Regions from separate parts of the Homo sapiens genome. Here region 2 is linked to region 1. The links are chromatin loops, found by intact Hi-C in ENCODE. Cell type or tissue: PC-9. All regions are shown on one strand. Each heading gives the region's core, and the rest is flanking DNA. Links, peaks and the distances in the headings are about the cores only.

What was found. A loop is a pair of places that touch in the nucleus more often than their neighbours do. Peaks named below come from ENCODE experiments on the same cell type or tissue, not always from the same donor. Only the 100,000 strongest peaks of a DNase experiment are listed, where the experiment ranks them.
Region 2: a loop joins it to region 1, with 9 times the contacts of the local background. A loop is called at or near these places in 7 of 110 quality-filtered maps.

The regions. Positions count from the first base shown.
Region 1 is chr18:3,646,974-3,657,848 of GRCh38, reverse strand. All of the region lies in intron 7 of DLGAP1 (DLG associated protein 1), which reads left to right. DLGAP1-AS6 (DLGAP1 antisense RNA 6) reads right to left here and starts at 4,819. Exons shown (of 3, transcript NR_188002.1): 1 at 4,638-4,819; 2 at 3,034-3,144; 3 at 1,567-2,340. RefSeq lists enhancers at 4,726-5,020, 4,066-5,265. In PC-9, for the core only: no CTCF peak of the experiment used is centred there; DNase peaks (open chromatin) are centred at 4,298 and 4,788; H3K4me3 peaks cover 1,474 bases; H3K27ac peaks cover 2,500 bases.
Region 2 is chr18:3,378,083-3,388,957 of GRCh38, reverse strand. It overlaps the pseudogene RPL31P59. Among named protein-coding and RNA genes, the nearest start is that of LINC01895, 33 kb to the right of the region's middle. RefSeq lists enhancers at 3,025-4,224, 3,925-4,294. In PC-9, for the core only: no CTCF peak of the experiment used is centred there; DNase peaks (open chromatin) are centred at 3,977 and 5,377; H3K4me3 peaks cover 2,295 bases; H3K27ac peaks cover 2,500 bases.

The DNA.
Region 1 (10,875 bases), core at 3,317-5,816:
GCGGATCACGAGGTCAGGAGATCGAGACCATCCTGGCTAACACGGTGAAACCCCGTCTCTACTAAAAATACAAAAAAAATTAGCCGGGTGCGGTGGCGGGCGCCTGTAGTACCAGCTATTCGGGAGGCTGAGGCAGGAGAATGGCGTGAACCCGGGAGGCGGAGCTTGCAGTGAGCCGAGATCGCGCCACTGCACTCCAGCCTGGGCAACAGAGCAAGACTCCGTCTCAAAAAAAAAAAAAAAAAGAATTCCATGGGAACCAATTCACTATATGGAATTTGCCATAAAGAATACTGTATATTTCATTGTTACTTATAGACTGTGTGCCACATATCTTTCGTATCAGCAAAATTTATAATAAACATATGGACATGTATATGCATACTTCCTCCCCTATAGTGTTTCTTACTCAACGTTGGACCAGACACCATTGGTTATGCAGGAAAGATGAAATTCAATAGGAAACAAACTTAAAAGCAGCTTTTCCAGAAAGTCATAAGGAAGAGCAATGTGAACATAATCTGTTAAAAATCAGTGTATGTTCATACAGATACCAATTTGATTTACCAGTATTGAAAAGAATTTTGTTTGCAAACTCCTCCAGTTTGAAAGAGAACCAGGACTTCAACCGAATGAAACTGCAGACATTTTTGTTCAGCCTAAATGATCATGACTATTGCGTAAGATTAGATAATATTATTTATTTTTAACTATGACTTATAAAAAGTGCTCTTTAAATCAAATGATTGTTATCAGGTCTAATTTATCTTAGTTTGGTATTTTCACCTTTAAATTCACCGAAAAGCCAAATGTGGTGGCTCACGCCTGTAATCCCAGCACTTTGGGAGGCTGAGGCGGGCGGATCACAAGGTCAGGAGATCGAGACCATCCTGACTAATACAGTGAAACCATGTTTCTACTAAAAATACAAAAAATTAGCCGGGCGTGCTGGCGGGCGCCTGTAGTCCCAGCCACTCGGGAGGCTGAGGCAGGAGAATGGCGTCCACCCAGGAGGCAGAGGTTGCAGTGAGCCGAGATCCAAGATCCGAGATTGCGCCACTGCACTCCAGCCTGGGTGACAGAGCGAGACTCTGTCTCAAAAAAAAAAAAAATTCACTGCAAAGGTGCATAAATATCAGTCAAGGGTACTGACTTGCTTCATGAACAACTTGACTTGCTCAGATAACCCGTTCACTCTCTGACTTGAGGGAGCTGAAATCTAAACCCATCAGACCAAGAAAAGGGCTCTGGCCCAACCACCCCAGAGAAGAAAGTTACCAGATCACACCATGGTTTTTAACCACCTGTTACATGTTTCAACAGAAACTCTGTCCTAACATGCATCAGATGATCTCTAGATACAGTATCAAAGAGGAAGTGCTGGTCCCTAGCATCCTATTGTGTGAACTTTTATTGATCCATAATCTGGTATAATTTATACACAGAAATAGTCACTCAGGCAGACTTGGCCTTTGTCCCATCCAAAAACATGTTTGATCCCATTTTTAGTGAAAAATTTCCCCAAATGGTTTTAGTGGGGGAAAAGAAGACATCCATGAGACCTAGTTAAGACTAAAAATTATTTTATTTTTGAAGTTGATATTTGTTTAGTTACGTTCTTGCAATGCCAGCAGAAAAAGAAAAATCCAAATCTGAAGCATGCGTGTGTTATGAGAAGCCTGGAAAAGGCGATTTGGGTCCATTATATAACTGCCACTTTTTGTTTTTATTCAAGGTGTCATAAAACTGAGTTCTGCAGTTGAAGGTATGTTTTTACAACCACAAAATCAATAATGTTTTGCTTAAAGGTTGCATAGCGTGGCTTGTAGCTAAAAAGCTTCTGTGGCAGTGGTGTTTGACGCCATGTGCGAATTGCCAGCTATTGCCATTGCATCTGTGTTTCTCCTTGTTCTGGTCATTTTATGCTGCAAAGCTCTCAGCCCTCCTCAAGTGGCATTTGCACTGACCTGAGAGGGCAGCACCAACATGTCTGTTTCTGTCTCCTGATGTGACTGCCTCGGAGCCGGTGCTCGTCAGCGAGCCTGGGCTCTTCTGTGGCCTTATTTGAGGCTGGACATAGTCTTGTCAGGAACCTTTGCCCTGGATCTTTCAGCAGAGCCTGGTCTAGAGCGTCCTTTATCCCAACAGAGCAGACATGTTTGCCCAGGAAGTATGTGAGCAAGAAGAGTCATTTAAGCTTCTTCCTGATGAGACAATGAGATGGTTAAGGCATTTGCCGGTCTCATTGCGGGTTCCTCCTGGGCAGTGTGACCCACCACTATGAGGCATAGTGAAGACCAAGTTCCTTTACTGTTGTCCGTGTCAGTGAGTGGCAGTTCCCTTCAGTCATACGTTCAAAAAGCCGAGAAGAAAAGGAAGAAGAATTTAAGGAAAGTACAAAAGAGACGTCCAAGCAAAGTGTTTTGCTGAGTAACCCCAAGAATATTAAAATGACTTCATTTTCTGAAATGATTTATTGGTATAAAATTGATCTCCTTAGCCCCATAGGAGTTTCACAAATCAAAAGTAGAGAATGTGTCATTTTCTTCTTTTGTGAGTTTCTGTGTTTGTTTTGGGGGGGTGTGTGTTCTCGTTTATTGGGAGTTTGTCGGCCATGCTTTGGAGGTTTCTTCATCCTCACTTAATCAGGGGAGGCTGCATGGAAGAGGTAGTGGGCTTTCGGGTGAGTTTTCAACTTAAAGGGAGATGTGGCTGGCTTGGTGAATGGGCAATGCATGGAGGTGGGGAGTGGGAAATTGCAGTGGGGGTTGGAGTGGTGAGGCCGTTCAGGGGGCTGGAGTTTCAAGGTTGGGAGGTGGGAGAGTAGTAGGTCAGTTATGTACCCATGGGACTGGCAAATCCAAAGTAAGGGTGCTTTATCCCTTTGGCGGATTTAGTACCATTACATTTTACAAAACCAAGTTGAAAAGGCAGTATTTGTGGCATTCGTGGCAGAAAGTATGATGCTACTCTAAACTCAGCAAAAGGTGCAGGCAGCGGTGTTTCAGAGTGGAGAGAAAAAGACCTTCTCACCTCGAGGAGAAAGTGCATGTTGCAGGCCTGTGGTAGGCCAAGCAGAAATTCAAGTTCGCTTTGCGCATCAAAGTGGAATTTTACTGAAGGACAATCCAAGTTCCTCCCTGCCTAAAACGATATAAGAGACACAGAAACAAAATCAAGCAGCACCATGAGAATGACCTTGGCTGCAGAAACTCCCAGTAGCAATTTGAGCACTGAGTTTCAGTTAATTATCTGTTGAATTACAGATAACAGTTGGTTCACTCTGGGCCGTTTTGATGTTTTATCAAGGAATGGCTTTGAAGTCATAGTTTTACATTGCCTGCTTGGTTTGAGTGCAGTATTCCACTTGCCAACAAAAGGATACAGTGACAAAATACAATTTTCATTTTAAAAGTCAGAAAGTCAAGAGAGCATTAAGTAATTTTAAAACTATTGTTTTGCTAGAGGTTATTAGTGGGTGTCATGGCTGGTCTACACCCCCAGGACAGGGTTTTGTTTTCTCCAGAAAGATGAGAGTTTGAGGGAAAACAAAGGCAGGAAGCAGAGTGACTGCTTGGGGCTAGTCCGGCAGCCTCTGGCCACCTTCCTCATCACTCAGCCTCCTCTGAGTCCCTGGGGCTCACAGGAAGTTCTCTGGAGTGGCTGCGGATACCAGAAGTCAGGCCCACTGCGACTGTTGCTTGAGCATCTTTTTGGGCAGCTTATTGTCTGAGGCTCGGGAGCATGCTGTGTTGTAACCGTGTTAGAATATATGTGTGCAGGGGCAATTTGGGAGTGCGGTTGTTGGGCTGGGGGGACGTGTGTTCCATGCATGCATTCTCAGTGCATCTGAAACGTGGAACTCTTACAAGCATGCTCAGTGGCACGTGTGTCGGACACTATCTCTTGATGAGAAATCAAACCTCAGATGGTCGGCCTTGCCACTGCTTAGCTAATTACCGTACTTGCAACTTTCCATCTGCAGAATGAATTCAAGGCAGCTTCGTGCAGCTTTTCATGTCAAAGAGTGTGCACATCAGTGGAAGAAATCCACTGTCAGAAATGAAACCGCTTTCCTTTTTTAAAAAAAAGAGACTCTGCTCTATATTATCCTAGAGCTCTGAAACTAGTATTAATATTTTAGGTAGATTCTCTTATTCTTTTCAAGGAAAAATAATTGTCAAAGTCCTAAGAGAAAAACAAACCAAGATTCCATTTGCCACTCCCTACCAAGTGTCTATGGCAGGCAGTTTTGTTTCTTCTTTTCTGGAGCAGGGGTGCCCTCTTCCGCACTGTGCAGCTTCATAGCAGCTTTTTAAATCAGCAAAAAGAAAAACCCATTTTGTGTCTCATGAATGCTAAGGTTAAAGGTGGAATGTCCTTTGAATTTAAACAGAAACACTCATCAATGCTTTGATTATTTTGCAATGAGGAAAAATAAGTGAATAGGGAAAAAGTTCAGTTTGAAAGAAATAATTGCAAAGTCTTATCGATAACACTGATGAATTCTCACCTCTGATTTTAGATTGATAATCCCAAACTCCGAGAAAATTGGGGTCAGAGAGAAACATCTAGACAGCAATTTGACGGAAGGGGGAAACAGTCGCACCAATGGCAGGGAAGGAAAAACCACTCACAGCAAGAATTCCACAAGAGTCTTCTAAATATTTCTCTGAATAAGGTCTTTTCTCTTGAAACTGGAGCAGGGAGATAGATGTTAGGTCTACATATTTTCACCAGTAGGGCCAAAACATTGGCCTTATCAAGGAGAAGTGGGAACACAGGTCATGGAAGAGCTGAGTCACCCCTGAGTCAGAATGACTCTGATATTCTATAGGCAGCTATTTATTTCCAGGGAAGGAGGGGCCACCCGAGCTGGAAACTCTTGGTCCAACCGAAGTGGTGTATTCAGACATGGGGAGTGGGAGTGTTCCAGCAGGCACAGGCCTGGAGGGACAAGATGAGCCAGCCGTGGTGGCAGGCTGATGCAAGTCTTTGCCAGTGATAAGCAGCATGTGTTCTGTGTTGAGACTTGTCTGCAAGGCGATTTGTTTATACCTCATAGGTGAGAATCTAAAACACCAAAAGGACATCACATTCTTTTGAAAGCCCGTATGAAAAAAATGAAGGTTGTCTTCTTTGGAAAAGTTCCACATTTCTAAATATAGGAACAGATGAGCCTCTCTGAAGAAATCAAATAAATGAGGGCTGGGTGCGGTGGTTCACACCTGTAATCCCAGCACTCTGGGAGGGCGAGGCAGGAAAATAGCTTGAGGCCAGGTATTCAAAGTTCAAGACGGCCGTGAGCCACAGAGCGAGTCCCCCTCATCTCTACAAAAAATATTTTGTAAAAGTTAGCTGGTTGTGGTGGCATACACCTGTAGTCCTAGCTACTTGGGAGTCTGAAGTGGCAGGACCAGTTGAGCTCAAGAGTTTGAGGCTACAGTGAGCTATGACTGCGCCACTGCACTCCAGCCTGGTCAACAGAGCGAGACCCTGTCTCTAAAATAAAAACTTTTTAAGGAAATTCTGTTGTTCATAGTATGACAAGCCAGGTGTCCAAAAACACCCCAAAGGGATTTAATGTATTAAAAATATTCCTAATGTATTGATGTCATTCCCTCTGTAGGTGAACTCTGCCTTTGTCATTGTGTCTTTCTTTCTTTTCTTTTTTTTTTTTTTTTTGATACAGAGTCTCGCTCTGTCGCCCAGGCTGGAGTGCAGTGTTGTGATCTCGGCTCACAGCAACCTCCACCTCCCAGGTTCAAGCAATTCTCGTGCCTCAGCCCCCTGAGTAGCTGGAACTACAGGCGCGCGCCACCACGCCCGGCTAACTTTTGCTTTTTGTTTTTTGTTGTTGTTGTTGTTGTTGTTGTGTTTGAGACAGTCTTGCTCTGTCTCCCAGGCTGGAGCGCAGTGGCGTGATCTCGGCTCGCTGCAACCTCCGCCTCCTGGGCTCAAGTGATTCTCCTGCCTCAGCCTCCCGAGTAGCTGGGATTACAGGTGCCCGCCACCACGCCCGGCTATTTTGTATTTATAGTAGAGACAGGGTTTCACCATGTTAGCCAGGCTGGTCTCGAACTCCTGACCTCAAGAGATCCACCCACCTCGGCCTCCCAAAGTGCTGGGATTACAGGCGTGAGCCACTGCACTCGGCCTCCCAAAGTGCTGGGATTACAGGCGTGAACCACTGCACCCGGCTTAATTTTTGTATTTTTAGTGGAGACGGGGGTTCGCCTTGTTGGCCAGGCTGGTCTCAAACTCCTGGCCTCAAGTGATCTGACCGCCTTGGCCTCCCAAAGTGCTGGAATTACAGGCATGAGCCACCTTGCCCAGCTGAATCTTTCTATTTTTAGAGCAAAGCCATGTGCTCAGCGTGTCAAGGTAGACTGTGGTAAATCCTTTAATAAACAGATGCTGATGGATTTACCACCAGTAGTAAACTGAGAATGAAGTTTCAACTTTTTGTTTGTTTGTTTGTTTTTGTTTTTTAGGCAGAGTCTTGCTCTATCGCCAGGCTAGAGTGCAGCGGCACATTGTCGGCTCCCTGCAACCTCCACCTCCTGGGTTCAAGCGATTCTCCTGCCTCAGCCTCCCAAGTAGCCGGGATTACAGGCGCCTGCCACCATGCCCAGCTAATTTTTGTATTTTTAGTAGAGAGGGGGTTTCACCATGTTGGCCAGGATGGTCTCGATCTCCTGACCTCATGATCCGCCCACCTCAGCCTCCCAAAGTGCTGGGATTCCAGGCGTGAGCCACCGTGCCCAGCCAACTTTGTTTTTTTGAGACAGAGTCTGGCTCTGTCGCCAGGCTGGAGTGCAGTGGTGTGATCTCGGCTCACTGCAACATCCAACTCCCTGGTTCAAGCAATTGTCCTGCCTCAGCCTCCCGAATAGCTGGGATTCCAGGCACGCATGACCACACCCAGCTAATTTTTGTATTTTAATAGAGACAGGGTTTCACCATGTTGGCCAGGATGGTCTCCAACTCCTGACCTCATGATCCGCCCACCTTGGCCTCCCAAAGTGCTGGGATTACAGGCGTGAGCAGCCATGCCTGGCCAGTTTCAACATTTTTACTACCGGAAATCAAAATGTTAGTCAGATAACTGACAGAGATAGGATAGAGCTATCTCCCAGAAGGAGTTCCTTCCTTCCTTCCACCAGCGTGGTAGGTGGCAGTGTGTCAGGAATACTAAATGGAATATTATAGAAACTGAGAACAAAACTCAAGAAACTTGTTTCTGCAAAGAAACCCAGACATCCTGTTTATAAAAATGACGTGGAGGCTGGAGCACCACACTAAACAAACGAATGTTCTCTTCTCAGATGTATCTTTACTTGTCATTATACTTTTGGCTAAACGTTTCTTTTTTCTTTCTTTCTTTTGTAGAGACAGGGTCTCTCTATGTTGCCCAGGGTAGTGTTGAACTGCTGGCCTCAAGCTGTCCTCCTGCCTTAGCCTCTGCATCCAGCCAAAATATTCCTATGAAATATAAATGTTTCAACCAGGCACGGTGACTCACAACTGTAATCCCAGCACTTTGGGAGGCTGAAGCAGGAGCATCACTTGAGGTCAGGAGTTCAAGATCAGCATGGCCAACATGGTGAAACTCTGTCTCTACTAAAAATACAAAAAATTAGCCAGGCATGATGGCAGGTGCCTGTAGTCCCAGCTACTCAGGAGGATGAGCGGGAGAATCGCTTGAATCCAGGAGGTGGAGGTTGCGGTGAGCCGAGATTGTGCAACTGCATTCCAGCCTGGGTGACAGAGCAAGATCCTGTTTCCAAAAAAAATAAAAAAACAAAAAACAGTAATGTCTCTGGGAGCATTGAGAGTTTCCCAAATAGCTTCCTAAGACGAGGACCCTCCTGAAATGGCAGAGGTGGAGCCACGTGACCCAGAAACTGGAAGATGTGTGGAAAGAAATTTCCAAGGGTTAGCCATTTGTCATCTTGTGATTACCCTCACCTCAGATAAAGTTGACCTCAAATGACCAACCATTGACCTCATCTCAGAGCTCTCTCACATTTATCTTTTTACTTTTTTTTTTAAGTTTATCTTTTCCCCTCTTTGTTTCCCTCTCCCTCCTCCTCTTTTCCAACTGCCCTTTTCTATTTCTGCACAGTGTAGAAGAAAGTTTAAGGGGGACCCTAGGCAACAGAAAGCCAACCAGTGGCTGGAAGGGTCTGGCAAGGAGCCGCTATTTGCCTCAGTGTCCTAGCCAATAAAATAAAGACTTCTCTTGGGGCAGTTGCAGAGACTAAACTAGATGCTAGAGAGAAAGCCTTAACACAGTGTACGGAAGGCAGTAGGTGCTCTCCTTCCCGCTTTCCTCTTTCCAGTGTCTAATGATCATTTCTACTAGAATCATGGTGTAGCACACTGCTGAGAGTTTCATTTTCGGCAAAGCCACAAACAGAGCCAGTTTATAAATCCTTGCTTCTCCCCTTTGAGAGTCCTTAGAGGGAAGCGACTCCTCGTGTTGGATAGAGCTCTCTGATCACCTTTCTGGGACCTGTGGCATCTGCCAGGGGCAAGTCACAGCCCCAGTTTGGAGTGTTCGATTCAGATGAGATTGTCCCCCAGTCTGTTTTTTGAGTCCTGGAAGGTGGGGAGGAGAGGAAAGGTTTTCAGGCAACAAACAAGTGCTGACTGAAGACTGATTTCATCAATATTAATTGTGTTTTATTACAAAAGAGTTTATACTGGCACAGTGTTCCTGAGCAAGCCATTTGTCACCACTCATCAACGATATGAAAGTTTTTGAATAAGGAGAACCAAAGTAAATACAACCACAGCTATCCAGAGAGGAACTTTTCATAAATCTTTGAACTGTATAGCCAAAAACTAATCAAATCTGTGCTGAATAAGCGGCCTTGAGCACTTAACAACAAATTAGCATAACCCAGAAGACAGTGTGCATCCCAAGCACCATAACCTACCCTTCACCCTCCTCCCTGGGGCAGGAAGTAGGCATTTACAAATCAAAGGCAAGCTGCAAACGATAATCTGCCACTTGTCACTGATTTATTTTCCCTCTTTTCTTTTTGTTTTTCAAGAGTATAAGTTTCAATGTCTGTGTATTTGTTTTTGTTATTTTGGCAGTCTAGTGAAAGTTTTCAATGTAAACAAAACTCTTACTCTTAAAGAACAAGCAACTCTATTACATTGCATAAGAAGGCAGTTCTTAAAGACAATGGTCTAATTAGCAGTCTTTGAAGCCAATTCAATAGTAATATCAAAGCCACTTCTAGTATTTCAAGCCCGAATTTAGAAAATGGCCTTGATATTTTCAGTCTAAAACTATAGTCTGACCTTACTATTAATTTTGGAACACACCATAATGTAGACAACTGCTGAAATCACTTGATGTTATGAACCCGGAAATCACACCCTCTTAAACGATACATCACACCCATTAAAATTAACTGTAAAATCCATTTTGTATTGATTTTGTTTGAATTTGGTATTCAACTAAGATGCTTTACATGCGTAAATATTGCCACAGCTGTATATACAACGGTTTTGTTGAATCCATTGATGCTTTAAGTTGAAAGAGCATACGTTATGGGTTTTGTTTGGTTTCACTGAGAAGAAGGCCAAAGGATTTTTCTAGCAATGTTTCAACAAAATGCAAAATTAGATGCCAGTCCAGAAGCCTTAAGGATGTGAAATGTTTTGAAAATACAGATTTTCAGCTATTTCCTAGCTTTAACCGACATGTGTGCTTAAGTGAAGGCAGAAGGAAACCTGGTACACTTCTGCTGAGTACAGTGTTTCTTAAACATGCACCTGTTAAGAGATAGAGAAGCAAATTTAATTTCCTTTTTAGCCTTCTATATCCCATTGTTGATTTTATACATGCCCTCCTTAAATATGAACTCCTAAAATTGTGTTTGGAACACATATTGGAAGAAAGTATAGAACAGTATATAGGACAGTCCTAGGTTCAAACTTCGTAGCCATAACTTCCTGGCTGTGTTGTAATCTGGAGCAAGTTACTCCGTCTGTACCACACTTTCCTCATCTGTAAAATGGGGTAATGCTACTTAGCACTCCAGTTGATTAAGAAGCTTAAATAGACCGGGCGTGGTGGCTCACACCTGTAATCCCAGCACTTTGAGAGGCCAAGGAGGGCCATCACCTGAGGTCAGGAGTTTGAGACCAGCCTGGTCAACATGGTGAAACCCCATCTCTACTAAAAATACAAAAATTAGCCAGGCGTGGTGGCACACACCTGTAGTCCCAGGTACTCGGGAGGCTAAGGCAGGAGAATCGCTTGAACCCCAGAAGCGGAGGTTGCAGTGAGCCAAGATCGTGCCATTACACTTCAGCCTGGGTGACAGAGCAAGTCTCGGTTTAAAAAAAAAAAAAAGGAGCTTAAATAAAATCAGATAATGTTGAAGTACCTAGTAAACTGTTTAGCATGTAGGCATTCAATATATTTTAGATATTTATTTATAGTTTTGTTATCGTTTTTGTTTTTATGGGCTCAAAAATTAAATTATAAAAAATTCATATGCTGCTACTTTTGCTTGATGTTATTATATATATAGACATGTATATTTTTATTTATTTATTTATTTATTTTGAGATGGATTTTCACTCTTGTTGCCCAGGCTGGAGTGCAATGGCACAATCTCAGCTCACTCCAACCTGCGCCTCCCAGGTTCAAGCGATTCTCCTGACTCAGCCTCCCTAGTAGCTGGGATTACCGCCATAAGCCACCATACCTATGCCTGGCTAATTTTTTGTATTTAGTAGAAACAGGGTTTCACCGTGTTGGTCAGGCTGGTCTGGAACTCCTGACCTCAGATGATCCACCCACCTCAGCCTCTCAAAGTGCTGAGATTACAGGCGTGAGCCACCGCA
Region 2 (10,875 bases), core at 2,957-5,456, 270 kb after region 1:
AATTAAAATAAAGAAAAAGATTGAAATTCACACAGCTGTAAACTAATGAAAGTTCACTTAGAGCAACAGGCTTTGTCATGGGGAAAGAGCAAATCCTCATTTGATTTGCCACTGATCAAACACCCTTGCAGGCACCATTGAAAATGGATGTGGAAGCCACAGTTGATGTGATCTCATGGTAACAAGAGGTGTTGACTCAAAACCAAAAACCCTGCCACTTCTTACTGTAGAATATGATGTCAAAATAATATTATCATGTTGGGAAAATATTATTTAATTTAGCCACATCTTGACAAGTTTTTCTTTTATTGAGTCTCTCATCTCTTCTATTTCTTCTTCTTCTTTTTTTTTTTCTGTTTTAAAGGTTAATTTGTTTTTTTTTGTTTTTTTAAAGATGGGGTCTTGCTATGTTGGCCCAGACTGGCTTCAAACTCCTGGCCTCCAGTGATCCTCTTGCCTTGGCCTCCCAAAGTGCTGGGATTATAAGTGTAAGCCACCATGCCCGGCCTTACTTCTCTTTCTTTATAGCTAATAAATTATCTGGTATATATGCCAGATAATTGTTGAAGTGTTTGCTATTTCATTTTTTTCTTTTTTCTCTTACTGATTTCAATGGCCATGATGACAAAGATCAGCAAAAAACAAATCCATTCAAGGAAAATGCCACTTTCTTCCATGAGTAGCATGCCCACTGTACTTTTATACACAACTTCATGTGGTCTATAACTTCATAAGGTTAACAAACAAAATCTATATGCCTTTTTTCACGGGATAAAAATCAATGTTTTTCTTGTATCATTGTAAAACTGAAGCTCAATTCATAATTTTTTATGTACATAAGTCTACGAGAAAAAAATATTTGAAGGAAATTGATTCTAGAATCTAGAAGTTCTTCCTCTATGTAATGCATATTAATGTTTAAATACATTTATAGTTAAAATTCCAAGTATCTTGATTCTTTAGAATTTAAAATTTCATTACTAGTTTTTTGTTTTAGCACATTGTGGTCAGATAATGTGTGCTATATGTTTTCTGCTTTTAAATTTTATCAGTATTTTCTTTGTTGACTAATACATTTCATTTACATCGGGAAAAAAGTATATTCTCCATTGTACAACATAACATGCAGCTATTAAAGTAAGCTTGTTGATTTTACTATAACATCCATAGTCTAGTTTATCTGTTGCTTGTGAAGTTTGTCAGAGACTGAGAATGATATATTAAAATATCCCATACTATAGTCCCAGCTACTTGGGAGGCTGAGGTGGGAGGATTGCTTGAACCCAGGAGATTGGGCCTGTGAATAGCCACTGGACTTCACTCTGGGCAACATAGTGAGACCCCCCCACTCTAAAAATAAATAAATCCTGTAGCATGCTATTCATTTCTTCTTCTGCATTTATATTTGGACACAATAGTATTCACAGTTTCCAAGTACATGAAGTGTAACCTTTATTAACATATGGGACAGTGGTTTCCTTTCAGGAACAGCTGGGTTCATGGGTGTGACAAAAGTAAAATTAAACTTTAAATTTTATAAGGTTCTGTATTATCTCTGCTTCCTAGAGTATGGTTTCTCTCTCTCAAAGATAAATAAGCAAAAAATACAGTGAAATAAAATAGCCATTTGTATCTCATTTGAGGCTTTTGCCTTGATTTCTTCTCTGTATATTAGTATTGTTATCATTGCTTTATGTATTTGCTTTTTGTTTAGGCATGTTTGATAAACCTTTGGCCATCTTTTCTTTTCTTATTTATATCAGAAACTACAGGATAATTCAATAGTAAAAAATGTATTACTGGCATGGTGTGGTACTCACGCCTGTAATCCTAGCACGTTGGGAGGCCGAGGTGGGAGGATCACTTGAGATCAGGAGTTTGAGACCAGCCTGGGCAATATGGCAAAACCCCATCTCTACTAAAAATACAAAAATTAGCCAGCTGTAGTGCCCGTGATCCCAGCTACTTGGGAGGCTGAGGCACAAGAATCACTTGAATCTGGGAGGGGGAGGTTGCGGTGAGCTGAGATTGCACCACTGCACTCCAGCCTGGGTGACAGAGCAGGACTCTGTCTCAAAAATAGAAAAGAAAGAAAGAAAATGCGTTACTATAATGTGTTATATTAATAGTCCAATACAGTTTTTTTTAAAGCAGCATATTTAAGAAAGCATAAAAAAATTCAGCATCTGCACTTTTAAGTTGTTAGAAAACTAGGAAAGAAAGCACTTTTAATGTTTTCTGATTTTTTTTTTTTTTGAGACAGTCTTGCTCTGTTGCCCAGGCTGGAGTACAGTGGCGCAGTCACTGCTCACTGCAACCTCCGCCTCCCGGGCTCAAGTCATCCTCCTGCCTCAGTCTCCTGAGTAGCTGGGATTACAGACATTAACTAGCTAGTTTTTGTATTTTTTGTACAAAAATGCCTTGTCTGCCTTGGCCTCCCAAAGTGCTGAGATTACAGGCTTGGACCACCGCATCTGGCCTCTGATACTTGTTTTTAATGGTAACCCTATAAAATACCATACATTTGGAGTTGGACGCTGTTTTTTTCAAGTCAGTCTGAGAATTTTTGTCTTTTCATAAGGAATTTAATTTATTTATACTCATTGTTATAACTGATAGCTGATCTTTCTTGTGTTATTTTGTCTCATAACTGATTTTTAAATTCTGCCAGTGAGCACCTTTAAGTTTTTCAAATAAATCAGCATTTCTCTAAACGACAAAACCAAAAGTGACATGGTGCTATGCCCAACTCTCTACCCCCATTTAAGATAAGAAACATAATACATGTCTGCATTTCTTAACAGCCAAGTGTTCCTTGGTCTTTGTTACTATAACACATGCGTTTAAATCCAGATCATTGTTACTTTCATATTTTTCTATTATATGTCATTTCCTTCAATATCTCCATGAATACAGCTGTAAATATTAACAAAATATTAACAAATAAAATCCAACTAATAAACAAAAAGGGTAATATATCCTCACTAAGATAATGCAAGCTTGGCCTACTGTTTTTTAAAAAATCAATCAATGCAATTCACCGTATTAGCAACAACGTAACAACACAAAAAGGAGAAATACCATAAGGATATTTCAAAAGGTGCCAAAAAATGGCAAATGATATGAATGATTGATCGTTTGTTATAGTCCCAATAATACCTGAAATCTGAAGCTCTGCTTTTTTTTTCTTTCTCTGTCATTAGGTTAGTCATTTCTTTTGTTCTGTCTTCAAGTTCACTAAATCTTCACTTTGTCACTTCCATTCTGCTATTGAGTCCATCTGTGAGTTTTAAAAAAAGTTTGATTATTGTATATTGCAGTGCTCCCCAGCTAAAATAACAATACAAAATTAAAATATTGAAACTTACAAGAGCAAAGAGAATGGGAAAAGGAGACAGCAAATATCCACAGATATTTGCAAGGTGGTAAACTTATGATGGAATTTCCACTACCTTGGCAGGGAATTTGGATGCGCTCCTAACCCTGGCAGAGCAGGGCACCATGAGAAGTAAGACAATTATCTAGAGAAACTGAGAAGCCCAGGACTCAGAGGCACCAGGAAAGGCTGTATGGAATGTGGGTGTCTTCAAACAGAGCCTGAGAAATGTGCTCCCATGCAGATCGTTGATGTTGGGAAGTGGTTCTAATGGTGGGAAGGACTGGACAGGATGAAATAGGGGAAGGGTGCATTTTCAAACTGTTCATTGCTTTAGGTAACTGGAGTATAATCCTGCTGGAAAGTCTCTGAGAAGCCATGTATAATTCACCCTAGAATTGTCCCCTGGCAGGACAGAAGAGGATACTATTTATCAAGTATCTCCCAATCCCCTCAGATCAAAGGTCATTACCAGGTGGCACATGTGTCAGAATGACCCAGCAGAAACTGAGCCACGTAAGAGCAAAACCATGCTGCATTCATAAGTATTAAATCGGGTTTAGCCCAAAGCAGCTTGCTTACATATTTTAACTTTGGCCTAAAGGTTTCTTTGTACCTAGTGAACCATAACCTAAATGGAAGAGTAAACAGACTGTAACCTACTCTTGTGCCAATCACCAAGTTTTGGCAACTTAAAGGGGGCCAACTGTTCAAACCGTGTTCAGATAAGGCAAACACGGAGCTGTAACCAATCTGACTGTTTCTGTACCTCACTTCCATTTTCTGTTCGTCACTTTCCTTTCTCTATTTACGTCTTTCCAACACGTGGCTGAGCTGGAGTCTCTGAGCCTCCTCTGGCCCGGAAGGCTGTCCAGTTCACGAATTGTTCTTTTCTCAATTAAAGTCTGGTAAATTTAATTTGGCCAAGATTTAAGATCTCTTCCAGCTTTAAAATTTCCTGACCCCAATTTCATCTTCTCATTCACCATCCAGCCATGCAACATGATGGCCCATTATAGCCAAATTCCAACAAGGTAGAATGTTTGCTCTTTACAATTTCCTTAATTTACCAAAAGCATAAACTTCAGGCCAGGGGAATTTAACTGCATTAATTGTCTATTACATGTGGTCCAAAATAATTACTGTGTTTAAAGTACTAGAAAATAACTTACAAGCCTCAACATAAAATTTCACAAGACAAGGTTGAGAAAAGAAAAGCTGGGCTCGGTGGCTCACGCCTGTAATCTCAGCACTTTGGGAGGCTTAGGCGAGTGGATCATGAGGTTAGGAGATTGAGACCACCCTGGCCAACATGGTGAAACCCCTTCTGTACTAAAAATACAAAAATTAGCTGGGTGTGGTGGTACGTGCCTGTAATCCCCGCTACTCCGGAGACTGAGGCACGAGAATCGCTTGAACACGGGAGGCGAAGGTTGCAGTGAGCGGAGATCCTGCCACTGCACTCCAGCATGGCGACAGAGCAAGACTCTGTCTCAAAACAAAACAAAACAACCTTCTTTCTTTCCTCTTTTTTCAAGAGTCGAGGTCTCACTCTGCCACTCAGGCTGAAGTGCAGTGGTTCGATCACGGCTCACTGCAGCCTCAAACTCCTGGATTCAAGGGGTCCTCCTGCCTCAGCTTCCTGAGTAGCTTGGGACTACAGGTGTGAACCACCATGCCTGGCTAATTCTTTACATTTTGGGGTTATGGGGAACAAGCCCTCCCTATATTGCCCAGGCTGCTGTTGAACACAAGTGATCCTTCCACCTCAGCCTCCTGCTTGTCACTGGGATTATAGGATTGAGCCACAATGCCTGGCTTAGAAAACATCTATTATCTAAGGAATGCGAGTCCTTTTAAATTATCAGGACCAGAGAGCCATTGAAATGAGACAGCAATCACGTCCCCCTTAAGCTATGTATTTATCTCTTGAAACTGTTTGCTGTTGTCACAAGTAGCTATAAATTACCCTAATAATGCCACCCTGGACACTATAAGCCACACCCTATAGTTTAGCAGTGTATAGCCAGTCACTAATCCCTGTTATTTCTGTAAACCAAAGAGAATTCCTTACAACAACTTTGTATGAGCTCACTTCCCATCCCTCTTTTTTGCCTTTAAAAACTTGCTTGTAACAAAGGCTGGGCGGAGCTCACATTCAACGTTTCTTGGGTCTAAATCTTCCGGGCAGCTGTCTACACTTTGGCTCAGGTAAACTCTTTAAATCTTATTTTGTGCCACAGCCTCTTCATTTTATGTCGACAACGTAAGACAAAGACAATGTTAAGCAAAAATATGGATAAATTAAACATGCATAGTAAATAACCTTTTACTAGAGTTTTCTTAATGTAATTTTTCCCGTTTTCTTTTGAAAAATTTTGAACCTATAGACATGTTAAAAGAATAGCACAGTGGGGAAGGGGGAGGGATAGCATTAGGAGATATACCTAATGTTAAATGACGAGTTAATGGGTGCAGCATACCAACATGGCACATGTATACATATGTAACAAACATGCGCGTTGTGCACATGTACCGTAAAACTTAAAGTATAAAAAAAAAAAGAATTGCACAAAGAACTTCCCTCATTATGCTATATTCCTATTTAATTCCTAAATCCTAAGAAAAAGGATCTTTTCCTATATAACCGCTTCACCTTGATCATATTCAAGAAATTGACTTTGATATACTATTATCAAAAATTTACTTACTATTGAAATATTTAAAATAACCACCAATAATCAAGTTTCACCAGTTGTCCCAATAATGCTGTTCATAAACTCTTCTTTTTTAAAAAATCAGGGATTCAGTCTAGGATCAAGTATTGCTTTTAACGTCATATAGCTTTCATCTCCTTTAATTTCAAGCGGTTCTGCTGCCTTTTTTTTTTTTTCTTTTGAGATACAACCTGTGAAGTGTCCAGGCCAATTGTTTTGTAGACTGTCTCGGAATTAAATTCAGATTATTCACTTTGGCCTGCCCAGGTGGTAGTGTGCTCTTCTCATACCAGCAGGTGTGTCAAGTCAGTTTGCCCTAACATCAGGGATGTCATATTTGATCATTTGGTTAAGGTATTATGTGCCAGATATCTTCCTCTCCTCTTTGCAATTAATCAATAACCTGTGATATTTGGATTAGTGTATATCCACTGGGTCCCAGCAATTTTTACCTATAGGTTTAGCATCCATTGTTGATACTTGCTGGAATCAGTCATCAAATTGGTGAAGTAATAGTGATTTTGAAATCAGTTATTCCTTCTATATTTCTTAGCTGAGATTCTTCTGTAAATAAGAGCCTCTCCTTACCTCACCTTTTGTTGAAGAATCCTGGACTCCTGTTTTAATTCAATTTGCTTAATCTATAGCCAACACTATTTTTTTTTTCTTGGGATCCTCAAAGTTTTCCAAATTTGGCCAGCAGAAGCCTCTTCTAGTAGACTCCTGTGTCTTTTTTTTTTTTTTTAATTAAATGGACACAAAGTCTTGCTCTGTCACCCAGGCTAGAGTGCGCTGGCTCACTCACTGCAGCCTCCAACTCCTGGTATCAAGGGATCCTCCCATCCCAGGCTCGCAAGTAGCTAGGACAACAGGTGTGGACCACCATGCCCAGCCAATTTCTAAAAAAATTGTATACAAATACAGTCTCACTATGTTGCCCAGGCTGCTTTTGAACTCTTGGCCTCAAGGGATCCTCCCACTTGGACCACTTAAAGTGTTGGGAATACAGGCGTGAGCCACTGTACTTGGCTTCTGTGCCGCTTCTACCGTCTTTGTGTGTTTTTGAACACTTTCTTATCTTCTGGAACAAAAATGATCCAGGCCTAACTTGTTGTACTTTCCCTGCCCCCAAACTGAAATTAGCCATTTTTCCAGACAGCCCTGGTTCCTTTTAGTGGGAATGCTATTTAGATTAATGAGCTTTAATATATAATACTTTTATGTTGTAAAATATTATGTTTGGATAGTTTGCAGAATTATGATAATTTACTTTAGAATCTATCTCTTCCATCATACATCAATTCTATGTACTTGCTAATTATGGAAATAATTTCTGAGAATTTTCTTTCTTTTTTCTTTTTTTAGACAGCCTCACTCATCACCCAGCCTGGAGTACAGTAGCACCATCCCGGCTCACTGCAACCTCTGCCTCCTGGGTTCAAACAATTCTCTTGCCTCAGCCTCCTGAGTAGCTGGGACTACAGGGCTATGTCATCATGCCTGGCTAATTATAATTTTTTAAAAAAATGTTTATCATTAGACAATGGTTTTCCTTAAAGTAGGAATAGTATTTAGTTTTCCCTACAGCAGTCTGTATAACTTTATAAAATAATGGTTCACAGATTTAAAATGTATTATTCAAAGTGATGAGGCTGGGTGTGATGGCTCATGCCTGTAATCCCAATACTTTGCGAGGCTGAGGAAGCAGGATCACTTGAGGTTGGGAGTTCAAGACCAGCCTGTGCAACATAGTGAGACCTCGTCTCTACAAAAAAAAATGTAAAAATTAATGGGGTGTGGTGGTGCATACCCATAGTCCCAGCTACTCAGGAACCTGAGGTGGGAGGATCGCTTGAGCCCAGGAGTTTGAGTTTATAGTGAGACATGATGATGCCAATGCATTCCAGCCGGAGTAACAGAGCAAGACACTTTCTCAAAAAAAAAAAAAAAAAAAAAAAGTGATGAGATAGAGGGGAAGTGTTTAACAATTTTTGGTTTCTGAATGAATAATTTTAGTACATCATCTTAAAGTTTTCTTCTAAAGCAATATGATATGATTTTGAAATGAATGGCAGCGGCCTCTACAGGAAATGATCATGTAATTGCTTATTTAATTGAATGATTCATTGACTATGACACATGAGGGAATTGTTTCTGTCACACTGTGGTATTGTCTGTCTAATGTTTAGCTATAGGCAATGGATGAGAAATCCTTTTTTGAGACGGATTCTCTCTCTGTTGCCGAGGCTGGAGTGCAGTGGCGCCATCTCTGCTCATTGCCATCTCTGCCTCCCAGATTCAAGAGATTCTCCTTCCCTTGCCTCCGGAGCAGCTGGGATTATAGGCACATGCAACCACGCCCAGCTAATTTTTGTAGAGACGGAGTTTCACCATTTTGGCCAGCTGGTCTTGAACTACTGACCTCAAGTGATCCGCCCACCTCAGCCTCCCAAAGTGCTGGGGTTACAGGCGTGAGCCACAGCGCCTGGCCAAGAAATTCTTCTTTGCTGAATTCACAAGAACAGTTGTGCAAAGTCTTGCACATATTTTAATACTTCTAAATATTTAAACATTTAATAATATTTCAGAAATTTGCCCTTTACCCATTTTTCTTTTGTGTGTGTGTGGTGGGGGAGGGTTATTGATTTCTTAATGCAAGAAAAAATGAGGAAAAGATAAAGTATTATCAAGAGAATATCAGTGGACACAATTGCTGGATATACATAATATTGGCATCTTTTCAGTACGAAAACATTTTAAGCTCTTTGGAAAATTTATCTCTGCTAGAGATGTTTATAGATCTAGAGTCCTGCTCTTTTAAGGCCCACTTAAACTTGAAAAATATGTGTTTTTGTTTTGTTGCTGTTATTGCTTTAGTGCGGTAAAATATCATTTTAACCATTTTTAGGTGTGACAGTTCAGTTGCAATAAGCACATTCACATTGTTACGCAAGGAAAAAGGCATGGTTGTAAGTGGCAGGTATTTCCCTATGGAGGTCTATTTTGAGTTATGTCAATCACAAGGGGAAATCTCTCAGAATATTGTTTTATTAAAGTCCATATGGAATGGAAACAGGAGTCAAGGTATATAACATTTCATCTAGTGAGGACAAATACTTCATATGTAAAATAAGAATGCTTTAAGGAGAAATAACTTTTTATTACATAAACCCACTTAAAAATAGACAACTAAAGCCTTTTGAAACTAATATACAGAGGGCAAATGCTATAGACAAGCCACAAAATGTAACAATAATAAAAAGATAGTACTATGGATGACAAAAGAGCAAAAATGTATTATGCTTTATTATAGGTCAAGTGCTGTTTTGGCATAGAAGCATTTGATTCTATTCTGTTACTTAATCCCGGTAACAATCCTATTAGGTAGACGCTGGTACATTGGAGAAGCTGTGCAGTGTTAAGCACATAGTTACTGGCCGGGCATGGGGCCGCACGCCTGTAATCCCAGCACTTTGGGAGGCTGAGGCAGGCAGATCACTTGAGGTCAGGAGTTTGAGACCAGCCTGGCCAACATCAGGAAACCCTGTCTCTACTAAAAATACAAAAATTAACCAGGCATGGTGGCCCGTGCCTGTAGTCCCAGCTGCTCGCATGGCTGAGGCAGGAGAATAGCTTGAACTGGGGAGGCGGAGGTGCAGTGAGCTGAAATCACGTCACTGCACTCCAGCCTGGGCGACGGAGCTAGATTCTGTCTCAAAAATAAAAATAAAAATAAAAATAACCTAGCTACTGCAGCCACAGTTCATCACCTGGGCTTAAGTCCTGGTCTTTAGTCCTGGTCTTCCACTTGCTGTGTGGCTTTGGGAGAGTTACTTAATTTCTCTATACTTCAGTTTTCTTATCTGAAAGATGGAGACTATGCCAAAAATAGTACCTACCTTATAAGATTGTTGTGAAGATTAAAGAAATCACTGTGTGGAAAACATTTGGAAACTTGAGCCAGATACTTTTTTTTTTTTTTTTTTGAATCAGAGTCTCGCTCTGTCGCCCAGGCTGCAGTTTCAGTGGCGGGATCTCGGCTCACTGCAAGCTCTGCCTCCCCGGTTCACGCCATCCTCCTGCCTCAGCCTCCCGAGTAGCTGGGACTACAGGCGCCCGCCACCACACCCGGCTGATTTTTTTGTATTGTATTTTTAGTAGAGACGGGGTTTCACCTTGTTAGCCAGGATGGTCTCGATCTCCTGACCTTGTGATCCTCCCACCTCCTCAGCCTCCCAAAGTGCTGGGATTACAGGGAGCCAGATACATTTGACTTTAAAGCTCCTGGCCAGGCTCAGTGGCTCACACCTATAATCCCAGCACTTTGGGAGGCCAAGGATGGAGGATGGCTTGAGCCTGGGAGTTCGAGTCTGCAGAGAGGTATGATGACACTGCTGCATTCTAGCCTGAGAGGCAGAGGGAGGCCTTGTCTCTGGGAAAAAAAAAAATCAGGAAAAAAATACAGCTTTTACTCACTTTAGTATGCTCTTCCAGTCATCCATTCATTCCCCAAATATTCACTGGTGATTTACTGACATGCTAGGCACCATGCTAGGTGCTGAGATGCAATAGTGATGAAGAAAGCCAAAAACAGCTTTCCAACTTGGGCCAGGCAGAATGACTCCAGCAAACAAAGGTAGCGAGAAGAAAGGCCATTCTGCCATCAATATTCACAAGTGCATACAGAGTGGGCTTCAAGAAGTGTGCCCCTCTGGCACTCAGAGAGATCCAGAAACTTGCCATGAAGGAGATGGGAACTCCAGATGTGCTCATTGATGCCAG